Linked DNA regions of Homo sapiens: regions 1 and 3 are each linked to region 2. A link is a contact called in ENCODE Hi-C data. All regions are on one chromosome and are shown on one strand. Each heading gives the region's core, a stretch centred on a gene start or an enhancer-like site at or near the end of the contact. The rest is flanking DNA. Distances are from core to core; before and after follow the strand shown. Region 1 holds the start of ABCA3 (ATP binding cassette subfamily A member 3). Region 2 holds the start of MRPS34 (mitochondrial ribosomal protein S34). Region 3 holds the start of CCNF (cyclin F).

What was found. Hi-C counts contacts between places; a loop is a spot of excess contacts on that map. Pooled maps may share reads with other maps.
Region 1: a pooled map shows a loop between it and region 2 (5-fold over the local background). The contact joins the promoter of ABCA3 here to the promoter of MRPS34 in region 2. A Hi-C loop is called at or near these places in 4 of 50 pooled maps.
Region 3: a loop to region 2 is called in a pooled map, with 5 times the contacts of the local background. The contact joins the promoter of CCNF here to the promoter of MRPS34 in region 2. A Hi-C loop is called at or near these places in 7 of 50 pooled maps.

Annotation. Positions count from the first base shown.
Region 1 is chr16:2,339,275-2,342,851 of GRCh38, reverse strand. It overlaps ABCA3 (ATP binding cassette subfamily A member 3), which reads left to right and starts at 2,124. Exons shown (of 33, transcript NM_001089.3): 1 at 2,124-2,279. It also overlaps the pseudogene ABCA17P. RefSeq lists silencers at 1,814-2,273, 2,444-2,503.
Region 2 is chr16:1,771,861-1,775,419 of GRCh38, reverse strand. It overlaps MRPS34 (mitochondrial ribosomal protein S34), which reads left to right and starts at 2,286. Exons shown (of 3, transcript NM_023936.2): 1 at 2,286-2,621; 2 at 2,774-2,816; 3 at 2,907-3,525. The coding sequence starts at 2,301. The coding sequence ends at 3,199. EME2 (essential meiotic structure-specific endonuclease subunit 2) reads right to left here and starts at 2,610. Exons shown (of 8, transcript NM_001257370.2): 1 at 1,946-2,610; 2 at 1,579-1,715; 3 at 1,068-1,160; 4 at 288-379; 5 at 12-105. The coding sequence starts at 2,192. RefSeq lists enhancers at 576-1,364, 2,222-2,361, 3,152-3,241 and silencers at 1,542-1,601, 1,612-1,721, 1,732-2,041, 2,072-2,171, 2,532-2,671 and 1 more.
Region 3 is chr16:2,427,739-2,431,066 of GRCh38, reverse strand. CCNF (cyclin F) reads right to left here and starts at 1,620. Exons shown (of 17, transcript NM_001761.3): 1 at 1,570-1,620. The coding sequence starts at 1,585. RefSeq lists silencers at 1,245-1,294, 1,305-2,154 and enhancers at 2,365-2,544, 1,980-2,559.

The DNA.
Region 1 (3,577 bases), core at 875-3,374, 570 kb before region 2:
CAGGGCCAAGCAGCCAAGTTCACATCATTTTCTGGGACGAAGCAGAGAATGGGGAAGACATTTTGGATGGGGTGTTGCAGTCTGTGAAGACTGATGGGGAAAGGGGGTTTTTAGGATGTTTGCAGCGCATTAATAATCCACTCCCCCACCCATCCTGTAACTGCATTCAATTGTTTGGGGTTTTTTTTCCCCCTGTATGCTCATTACGGAGACTAGGCTATGTAAATCCCTAGCTATACTCACATTATATACTACCATTTATTTGGCATTTATGTGTCAGGTATTGTAGTAAGCACTTAAACATGCATTTTCTCATTTGACCCAAAAAAGAAAAGAATACACCAACAAAAAACCTTTGAGTTTGCTATTATTATTAATTACTATTATTATAATTTCAATTTTAGGGATAGGAAATTGAGACTCAGAAAGATAAAATGACATGTCTACATTAATTGGTGGGTCAAGATCTGAAGCCAGGTCTCTGTGATTCCACTGAACAAATTATTTAGCATGAGCCTCCTCCGCCCCAGGCACTCTAGGACCCTGGATCTAGGCATGAACCTGACGAAGTCCCTTTGCTCGCGGAATGGGCTATCCAGAACATCATCAGAGTGAAAGGTGCTATGTACACAGTAAAATGGGGAACGAGCCGCTCAAACCCTACTCCATCAGGACTCTTGGGGGTGGGCGATTTCCGCCCCCGGCCCGGGGCGTTGCATTAGGTCGGGGCCGTCGGGTCGTGGTGCCGGCGGCTGGCTGGGCGCGGGGCTGGCGGTGCGGGTCGCAGGCGGCTCCCAGCGGCAGGACCGGCAGCAGCCCTCCCTCACCCGGGGCGCCGGGACCACGGACGCACCTCACTGTGGTCCGGCCGCTGGCGGCGCTCGGGGACCCATTGGCCCCGGCCCGCGGCAACTGTCGGCCCCGCGCGGCGCCCGCCCTCATGCTGGAGCCCGGGAGTCCCTCACTCCACCTCTCCCTGCCACGCCAAGGGGGCCCGCCCCTCCCAGGCTCTCCTGCCTGGGGCGACCCAGTCCCACGACCCGGTCCGGCCCAGGGACACCCCGACCCACCTCCCCACTCCCGTCCCGTTAGACCGCGACCCGTCCCTGGGACCGCCTAATGTGACACGCCCGGGACCCTCCCTGCAGGCGACTCCCTGCAGGGCCCCCGCCCTGGACACTCCCTCCAGGTGACCCCGTTCCGCTCGCTCCGTGAGGTGACCCCGACCCTCTCCGGACCACCTCCTCAGGTGACCCCGACCCTCTCCGGACCCTCCCCGACCCTCCCCTCAGGTGAACCCGACCCTCCCCGGACCATCCCGTCGGGTGACCCCAACCATCCCCGAACCCCCCCACCCTCCCCTCAGGTGACCCCGACCCTCTCTGGACCCTCCTCACAGGCGGCCCCGCCCCACCCCGGGACCCTCCCGCCAGGTGACCCCGACAAGGCCGGGCCCTCCTGCCTGAGGTGACTCCTACCCGGCTGGGGACCCCCGAGGCCTCCCTCGCTCCTTAAGTGAGGGCGACTCCGCTCATCCCGGGACACCGCGCCTTCTCCTGTAAACTCGACGCCTGCCCCGACGGCCGAATTCCAGAAGGTTCCTCGCCGCCGCCTCGCCTTCGGTCGCGCCCCAGCGCCCGGCCAGAGGCGGGGAAGCCCTTCCCCCGGTGCCAGGAGTGACGAGGGCCCAAGGAAAGACAGTGCGTGAGGAGAAATGGAGAAACGGCCAAAGTCGAGTTTCCGGGTGTGAAGACTTCCACTGCTGCGAAACGCACGTGCGCAGAGTCATTCCTGTCAGAGGCCACCGCGCCCTCGCTCGGCTACCGCCGCTGCGCGCCCCCTGCTGGACATAGGCGCGGGCACAGAGCAGTGCGCAAGCACGGGCTGCCGCGCGGCCGGGTGCGAACCGCGTACTCGCAGGGTGGCTGACTGCGCACGCGCAAGTCAGAGCGCCCTCTGCCGGGCATGGGCGACATGCAGGGGGCACCGCGCAGGCGCGGGGTTGGGCTGGCCGGAGCGGCCGAGGCGGCCGGGGGTGGACCGGGCACCTGCAGGGGCGGCCGACTGCGCACGCGCCATCCGCGGCGCCCCCTGCAGGAGCCGGAGCGGCCGCTGCGTCCGCCAGTAGCGGGTTGCAGGCGCACCCTCCCCTCCAGGGCGGCCACGCAGCTGTCAGTGCCGCCGCCACTGCGAGGCTGGAGCGGAGCCCGGGTGGCCGAGGGAGGGGACCCCGCGAGAGGGCCGCGCGCCGGCCGCCGCCGCCCCGGCGCCCAGGCTCGGTGAGTGCCGCCGGGACCCGCCGCTCGCGCGCTCGTTCCCGGGGCTTGCGGTCCCCACCCGGGTCCGCCCTTCCCACCCTCGCCGGCCAGCTCGGGCCTCGGGCCCCCCCCAGCTCCGGCCTGGCCTGCGGGCCCCTCCCGCGACCCCGCATCCCCTCCGGCCGCGCCCGCGCCCGCCCCTCCTGCCGCGGCCTCGGCTCCGGGCGCTCCCTGCAGGTGCCGCTCCCTCAGCGTCGGCTCCCATCCGAGCCTTGGGCGTGTCCCGCACTGCGGGCAGTGCCTGAGCCCGCGCCGCGCGGGGAAGCTCGACCCTGCGGAGACTCGGCACGGCCCGGGCCCTCTGTGTGCGCCCAGAAGGTGGATATGTAGCGACCGACAGCCCCGGCCCCGAGGGATGCAGGCGTCCGCCGCGCACTTGCGGAGATGGCGCCGCTTTCCGGCCGCAGGGATGCCGGGCGCGCGGTGGCAAAGCCGCCCGGGTTGGATTCCGCCTGCTCCCACCCTCTGGTTCCGAGGAGCCTCCAAATCCGAATCCAAGGCCCACGGTCCGCGGCGGGCGTTTGCTGCGCCCTCCACTGTGTGGGAACGGGAAAGGGGAGCCGCTAGTCCAGGCGGAGGGGCTTGTGGCAGTCGCCGGAGGCCGCGTTCTCGGCGCCCTCGGTCAGGACGCCTGTGTGCATCGCGTCCGTGTGTCTTGGCTCTGTTCCAAGCCGGCTCCACGCTTCAGAAGGGCCGGGACGGCCTTATGGTCAGGGGCGTGGGGAAGGCGCTTGGTGTCTGTCGCACAGATGAAGCCATGTCCTCAGGGGGTAATTGCCGCTTGTTCTCCGGGTTACGTCCTGGACTGTGCACTCCGGGAAGGCGTCGATTGGATCTTGTTGGGGTTTGTGTTCCTGGAACTCCAGAAATGCCCGCTGAGTGAGTAGCCGAGACCCCGCGACAGCATGGAGCCCAGGCAGGGAGCACGTGGGAGAGGTTCACTCTTCTCCTGGGCATCCCGTCATTTTATTCAGATAGTCTGGGCGCTGCCTTTTGTAAACTTGAAAAGACTAAGACTGTTTTAGAAAGTTTGCCTCATGAGAAATGTAAGAGAAAGGGAAAAATAGATAAAAATGGATGTCATGGGAATCTCCCCCACACTTTCATTTTTAACTTCTTAGATAATTTTTCTTTTAAATTGAACCTTTGCTAACTCTACCTGAAAAACAGGACGACGTCTCTCCCTTCCTAAAGTGACTTACCACCATTCTGACCAGACAGGCTTTTGGAACAGGAGAGGGTAGCACGAGTTGTTTCTA
Region 2 (3,559 bases), core at 1,037-3,536:
CAGGCCCTCACCTCTTCCACCTCCGGCCAGCTGACGGCCACCTCGGCACCGGCCACCTTCGGGCTCTCTGGCTGCTGTGTCCCCCGGGAAACGTGCTGGCGAGACCTGAGCAGAGGTGACCATTCCTCCCCGCTCCCCATGGGGCCTGCCCTGCCCGAGCTTGGCCTCTGCCAGAGCCCACCTGGAGAAGTGGGATCAGCTGTGCCACAGCAACCCCAGAAGTGTGCCCACCTCCCCTGAACCCCCGTCCCAGCCAGCCCTGCTGTGGGCATGAGAGTGAGCGGTACCACAGGTAGGCATCCAGCCCGATGACAGCCAGGTGGGGCCGGGCGGTGGTCTCGGGGGAGATCCAGGGCACCCAGTGGGTTGGGCCAGAGATCTGAAGATGAGAACGTGTGGCACAGTTGTTCACAGGAGGCTGCGGCCTATGGCCATGGGCCACCAGGCCACAGCTGGTTTGCAGAACAGCAAGCCTGAAAAAGAGCCAGTGGTGCCGAGAGGAGCCTCTGTTCCGTTACCCCTTCTGAGAAAACCAGCTCTGTGCCTCCCACGAGGCCAAAGAGGCTAAGGAGACCCTGGAGTGGCTGCTCGGGCACATGTCAGTTCCATTGAGCCCCTCATCCTGGTCCACCTCTGTACTCCAGCCTAGCTTTGACCTAGCACAAAGCAGCAGCTTGAGAGACACTGATCCTGGGACACAGGGACCTGGCAGGGGGTCTAGCCTAACCCCACGCTACCTGGCACCACAGCACCTGAGCACTGCTCCCCGCAGGCAGGGGCCAGGCTGTCTGCTGTCAGAGGACGAAGCCTGCAGCCTACTGCCCGGACCCCGGCCTCCTGACACTTCTCAGGATCCTCTAGGAGCAGCTGTAGCCTCCGCAGGTGCCCAGGAGCTTTCTCCATCTCACCCTAGAAACCTCTACGGCTTTGGATCAGAGAGGAGTCCTGGCCTGCCCCATGCCCCCTCCAGCCCCGTCTACAGGGGCAGGGACCGGCGGAGCAGGCGCCTCCCGGCTGGGAACCCACCCCTCCTGATTAGAGAGGGACTACTGCCACCACCCGAGCACCTGGGTCAGTGTGGCGACGCCCTGCAGAAACTCCTCGGGCTCCAGCAGCAGCAGCAATTCCTGTTCACCTGCAGCCCACACTTCAGGAGGCAGCTGTGGGGACATGGGGACGCGCTGCTGCCTGTCTCAACCCCGGGTGCCCCAGGGGCCCTGCCTGGGCAGTCCAGCAGCAAAGCGGTTCGTGGCCCCAGCCAAGCCCAGGCCCTGACAGGCCTGCTCTACAGAAGCCCAGTGTTCCCTTTCCTGCCAAGGCCAAGCTCAGGCCAGGTCTCTGTGGCTGGCAGGAATCCAGACCACAGCCTGAATCGAGACGGAACCTTCTCCAGCCAGCTCGGCTCTATACCAGCAGAACGGCTTGGGCACCTCCACTTCCCGTTCTCCATCCTTGCTTTACCCATCCGCGAGACGCGCACGGCCCAGGGCAGCTGCCTCAGGGACAGCTCCAGGGCTGAAATCATGGAAGCAAAACAGCCAACTCGCGGCTGGCCCTCGGGAACCCGCGACCACTCACGCTGCGGGGGCAGGGGTCGGGACTCGCTCGGGTCCACCGCAGGCTGCGGGCCGGGCGCTGGGGCTCGATGCGGCACTCGCAGCCCAGGGCCTCCAGGGCCTCCATCAGGACGTCGGCACCGGCGTCTTCCAGGATGGCTGGGACCGGGGGAGAGGAGCGCGGTCACTGCTTCCTTCCACCCTCGCGAGCGCCCTACCTGGGCGGGTGGCCGGACCGGGGAGTCTCCATTCGGCACAAACCCCCGACTGGGAGGCGGGCCCGGCCCCAGGCCCCTCGGCACGCGCGCCCCGCCCAGTCGGACAGAGGGCGCCGCCTGGCGGAGAAAGGCCTTTCCTACCCCGAGTATCGCCCGTGCCCTCCGCCGCACCTGTGTCCACGCACACCGCGAGGCGCTTCAGGACCTGCTCCGGCCGCAGCAGCCGCAACGCCTCGGCAGCCGCCCTGCGCTCACCCGCTGGGTCCCGGGCTCTCGCGGCGGCCTCCGAGCCGGCGGAGTCCTCAGCGTCGGAGTCTGAGATCTCCCAGGTTGGAGGTCGCCGCTGACCGCTCCCGCCCCGTCCCCGGCCCCGGCCCTGGCAAGAGACCCCCGCCCTCCCGGGTCCAACCCGCGCCATGGCCGGACCGACCTCTTCCTCGCTTCCGGCCGCGACCGAACACTTTAGCCTGGGACACCGGCCTCTTCCGGTGACTTCCGGCCGGACCGCTGAGGACGCGGACCCGCCATGGCGCGGAAGAAGGTGCGTCCGCGGCTGATCGCGGAGCTGGCCCGCCGCGTGCGCGCCCTGCGGGAGCAACTGAACAGGCCGCGCGACTCCCAGCTCTACGCGGTGGACTACGAGACCTTGACGCGGCCGTTCTCTGGACGCCGGCTGCCGGTCCGGGCCTGGGCCGACGTGCGCCGCGAGAGCCGCCTCTTGCAGCTGCTCGGCCGCCTCCCGCTCTTCGGCCTGGGCCGCCTGGTCACGCGCAAGTCCTGGCTGTGGCAGCACGACGAGCCGTGCTACTGGCGCCTCACGCGGGTGCGGCCCGACTACACGGCGCAGGTGCGTGCACCCCGTCCGCACCCCGCCCCTGCAGCCGCCTGGTCTCCCCGCCTCCCCTCCTCCCTGCAGGTTTGCGTGGCTGAGGCTCCCACCTCCTGACCTCGGGGGCCGAGAGCTTTGCGAGCTGACCCCGCTTCCTTCTGGCTTTGCAGAACTTGGACCACGGGAAGGCCTGGGGCATCCTGACCTTCAAAGGTAAGGCTCGGGAGAGCGGGTGCCCGGCAGTTCGATGCCGACCGCCGACGGCACAGCAAGTGTGTGCAGACGCCTCTTTTTCTTCATCAGGGAAGACTGAGAGCGAGGCGCGGGAGATCGAACACGTCATGTACCATGACTGGCGGCTGGTGCCCAAGCACGAGGAGGAGGCCTTCACCGCGTTCACGCCGGCGCCGGAAGACAGCCTGGCCTCCGTGCCGTACCCGCCTCTCCTCCGGGCCATGATTATCGCAGAACGACAGAAAAATGGAGACACAAGCACCGAGGAGCCCATGCTGAATGTGCAGAGGATACGCATGGAACCCTGGGATTACCCTGCAAAACAGGAAGACAAAGGAAGGGCCAAGGGCACCCCCGTCTAGAATGCCAGAACCAGCGGGTGGCCTTAGGGGCTGTGAGGCAGTGGGGACCTTATTGATGAAAGAAACCGTCTTTGCGTTACACCCGAGTCTGCCTCTCGGAGCAGGGAGCTCACCTTCCGCGACGTGTTCTGAGGGTCTGCATCTTAGGGGGGAGGGCTGGGGCAAATCGCCACCTGTGCCTTTCCTCTGGCCCTGCTGCCCCCACACCCAACTCCGAGGGCCCACGCTGGGGAAAGCGGGAAGCGCTCGCTCCCTTTCCCCCATTAGTGCTCTCTCTGCCTGGATCCCGGCAGAAGCTATGAAAGGGAATAAAGAGAAAAGAAGTACCCAGGGTCGTGGTGTCTTTGCGCTCTGTCTTTA
Region 3 (3,328 bases), core at 371-2,870, 660 kb before region 2:
AGGGAAAAAAAAAGGATAAAAGTTACATCTGAAGATGATCTAATGGTTACTATTCCCTGTGCCACAAAAGATGGAACTATGCTTCTTGTCCCAAACAAAGATTATGTAAAGGAGTGGCATTGCACAAATTACAGAAGAGATCATTCATTTTCAAATATTCAACAAATATTTATGGCAAATAGCGCATGTCATGTAACTTGGCTATTGGGAAACTTTCTGATCCAGAGCCCACATGACAGGCAGGAAGGGGAAAAAGCTGCCGAAGCTGAGGACGGTTTTCCTTCTATTTCACTCTCAGGAAAACTCCTGGGGCCTTTGCTGGATAGCTTTGCTTTTTGCACACGTGACCAAGGTGCATAATGTTCAATAAAGATCTGTGGGCTTGAAGAGTCTGGTTTTCAAGTCCAAATTAGAAGGGTCGGCCCTGGAGAGAAGCCACAGACTTGGAGGCCGGGGCAGTGTGCGTCCAAGTCTCAGCTCTGCAGAGTCTCAGTGTGCCCTCTATTGTAGAATGCGGAGTTGACAGCTACGCAGTAAGGTTGTTGCTCAGGTCCCAACACAAACCTAGACCTGTAGGTTTGTGTACAGATGCAATCATTAAAGGTGAGACGGGCATTCCACCCACCAGGCAGGCAGCCCGGACATGCTTCTCAGATGTGCTCTCTCCTCTTCCCACAGCCGGATTTTCCAACTCCTACTCCAGCAACCCCTTCCTCACTCTAAGCAGATGACCTTAGCCCTTATTTCACAGGGAAACAGAAGCCCTCAGACAGGAACCTCAGGATCCTGCCTCCCCATCTACAAATCTACCTTTCTATCCATCCTTCCTTCCAGTCCTGAAAGGAAGCGCCACTCCCCTCTGTGGGCCCAAATCCCTCCCCGCCTTGCTAGGACTTCCTAGCGATTGCTCCCGGCTCCCCTCTCTTGACCGGGGTCTTCCTGTTAGCAATTAAATCAGCTGCAAAAGCCAAACGTATTCCAGGGCGACGAATTCTCAAAGATTCTATAGACCTCTCCATAAAATATTCCTCATTCTCCGGCTCCAGGACAGATACTATGATAATAGCTGAAACCACAGTTCGTGTTTCCTGTGCCTCAACGCGCGCGGGGCCGAACGCTGCTTTCCACAGAGCTAGGTCCACGGCCCCGCTGGACTGAGGCTCGGTCAGGGCCCGGCCGGGCTGCGGGATCGCTTCGCCCCCACGCGCTCCGCAGCCCTTTCCCCGACCAGGAGGCGCTGGTGTTTGGCTCCCCGAGACCCGATCGCCGCCCCGGGACCCGATCGCCGGATCGCTGCCCCGGGACCCGATCGTTGCCCCAGGAAAGGGCCGGAAAACGTCGCCGCGGGGGAAGGCTCCGAGGGGCTCGGGCGCCCGCCGGGCATTTAAACCGCGCGCCCGGCCGCCGGGGCTCCCTGCGCGGGACGCGACATCCGCCCCGGGTTAAAGAGCTCGAGCCAGCCCTCTTCAGGCCGCCAGGGCCTCCCCTCCCGCGGGACCCACCGTCCGCCCCGCAGGGCAGGCAGAAGGGGTGTGGGGCAGAAACCAGCGGACATCGCCCCGCACTCACCGCCGCCGCTCCCCATCGCCGCGCTCGCGTCGCTGCCGCCGGAGCCCGCCTGAGAGCGCGCCCGCGCCCCGGCCGGAGCGCGCGTAGCCCTCGCGCAGGCGCAGACCCCGCCCCGCCGCCCACCCCAGTTTTCAAACGCACCCGGCCCTCCCATTGGCCTGCCCGGGGGGGCCGCCGCCGGCCCCGCCCATGTCCCGCCCTGTGCTCGCCTCATTTACCGCCCTCCACGCCCTCCCCGCCTGCTCCGGGACCCGCCATTGGCCGCGCCAGGACGCGAATTCGAACATTGGCCGCTGATTGGTGGAACCCGCGTGGCCGCCCCGCCTCCCCAACGGGGCTGGGGTCCCGTAGGAGCGCTTCCCGGCCGGCGGGCAGGGGTTTGTGGGCGTCCCCTCCCGGCCGCATGGGTTCGGGCTTCGCCGCTGACCCCGGCGACCGGCATCTGCGGTGCCAGATGGGCTGCGAAGGCGCACGCCTGCGGCCAGGGGAAAGAGGACTCCTTGGCGTCCCTCGCAGTCGCGGCCGTGATCCAGCCTGGGACAGCCTCGACGTGGCGCTTCTAAGACGAGGCCGTGCCCTGCCCGGGTCCCGGGGTCGCTCCTGGGCCCGCGACCCTCACCCCCAGCTTGCACGGCCTTCCCTTCCGCCGCCTGCTTCAGGTGGAGACCCTTGGGTTTGTGGCTGAGCCGCTGCTGGGCGGGGATGCTGGCCGGGATCGTGGTAGAGAAAGAGGAGGTCGGAGCTGACGCTGGGAAGTCTCCCCCGCGGAACGCTGACCCCTTCTTCCCGCGAAACGTGGCGCACCCTGGACGCCTCAGTGCTCCAGCCCCGGGGCAAGCCCTCCCCATCACTTTGGCCAGATGCTGCCCCCTGTCTGGCCTCCTCGGCTGCTACCTGGAGCTGCTCGCCGCGGGAAGTGTCGTATCTGCTCACTCTTGTCTTGGGCAGTGCCCATCTGAGCTGTCCTTCAGGAGTCAGCCACACCGCACCCCTTTTACGGCACAGGCTGTCAAGGGGAAGACTCGCAGCCTCCTGACTGTCTGGTGGAGGACAGAGGGGGCTTTTCCTGGGGAAGGCAGGGGCCTGGGCCAAGGCTGCCCACCCCTCCCTCACGCTTCCCTCAGTCTGCACCCTTCCATCCTTCCGGGTCCCCATAGAACTCCTTCAAGTACTGGGCCTGCCCTGGGCACACAGACAGGAGCCCTGGCGTGCAGGCTTCAGCCGGCCTGGGGCAAGAGACAGAGTAAACAGGTGATCACAGCACAGGGTACAGAAGAGTCCGTGGCCCCAGAGAGGGTCTGGAAGTTGGGAATATTCCCTGTCCCGGAATCAGGAAGCGGGTGAAGGAGGGTGAAGAGAGGACAGGCTGAGCGAGTTTGGGGCCTGCTCCCCAGATGTCCCATGTTCTCAGCCCCCAGATTTATTATCCCCTTATCTCACTTTTGTCCTCCTGGGTTACTGTTTCCTACTTTGTCACTGTTACCTGTCTCCCCCTAGGGCAGAGGTGCACTTTCAGGGTTAGCTTCCATAGCATCTTGAAGGGATTAATCAACTAGAGCCAGCCATGAGCACATTAGCCACACCAGCTGCCTCTAGAATCTAGAACAGCATCCTTGGTCCCTAGGTTGTTGTTTAGCTCTATCCTGTGCTTTGTGTCCTGATCACTCTCCTTTCAACATGGACAGGCAAATTTCTTTTTCAGGGAGCAGGAGTTGTCTTGACTGCAGCCATGCCTGCTCTCGCCCCACACCCTGCACTG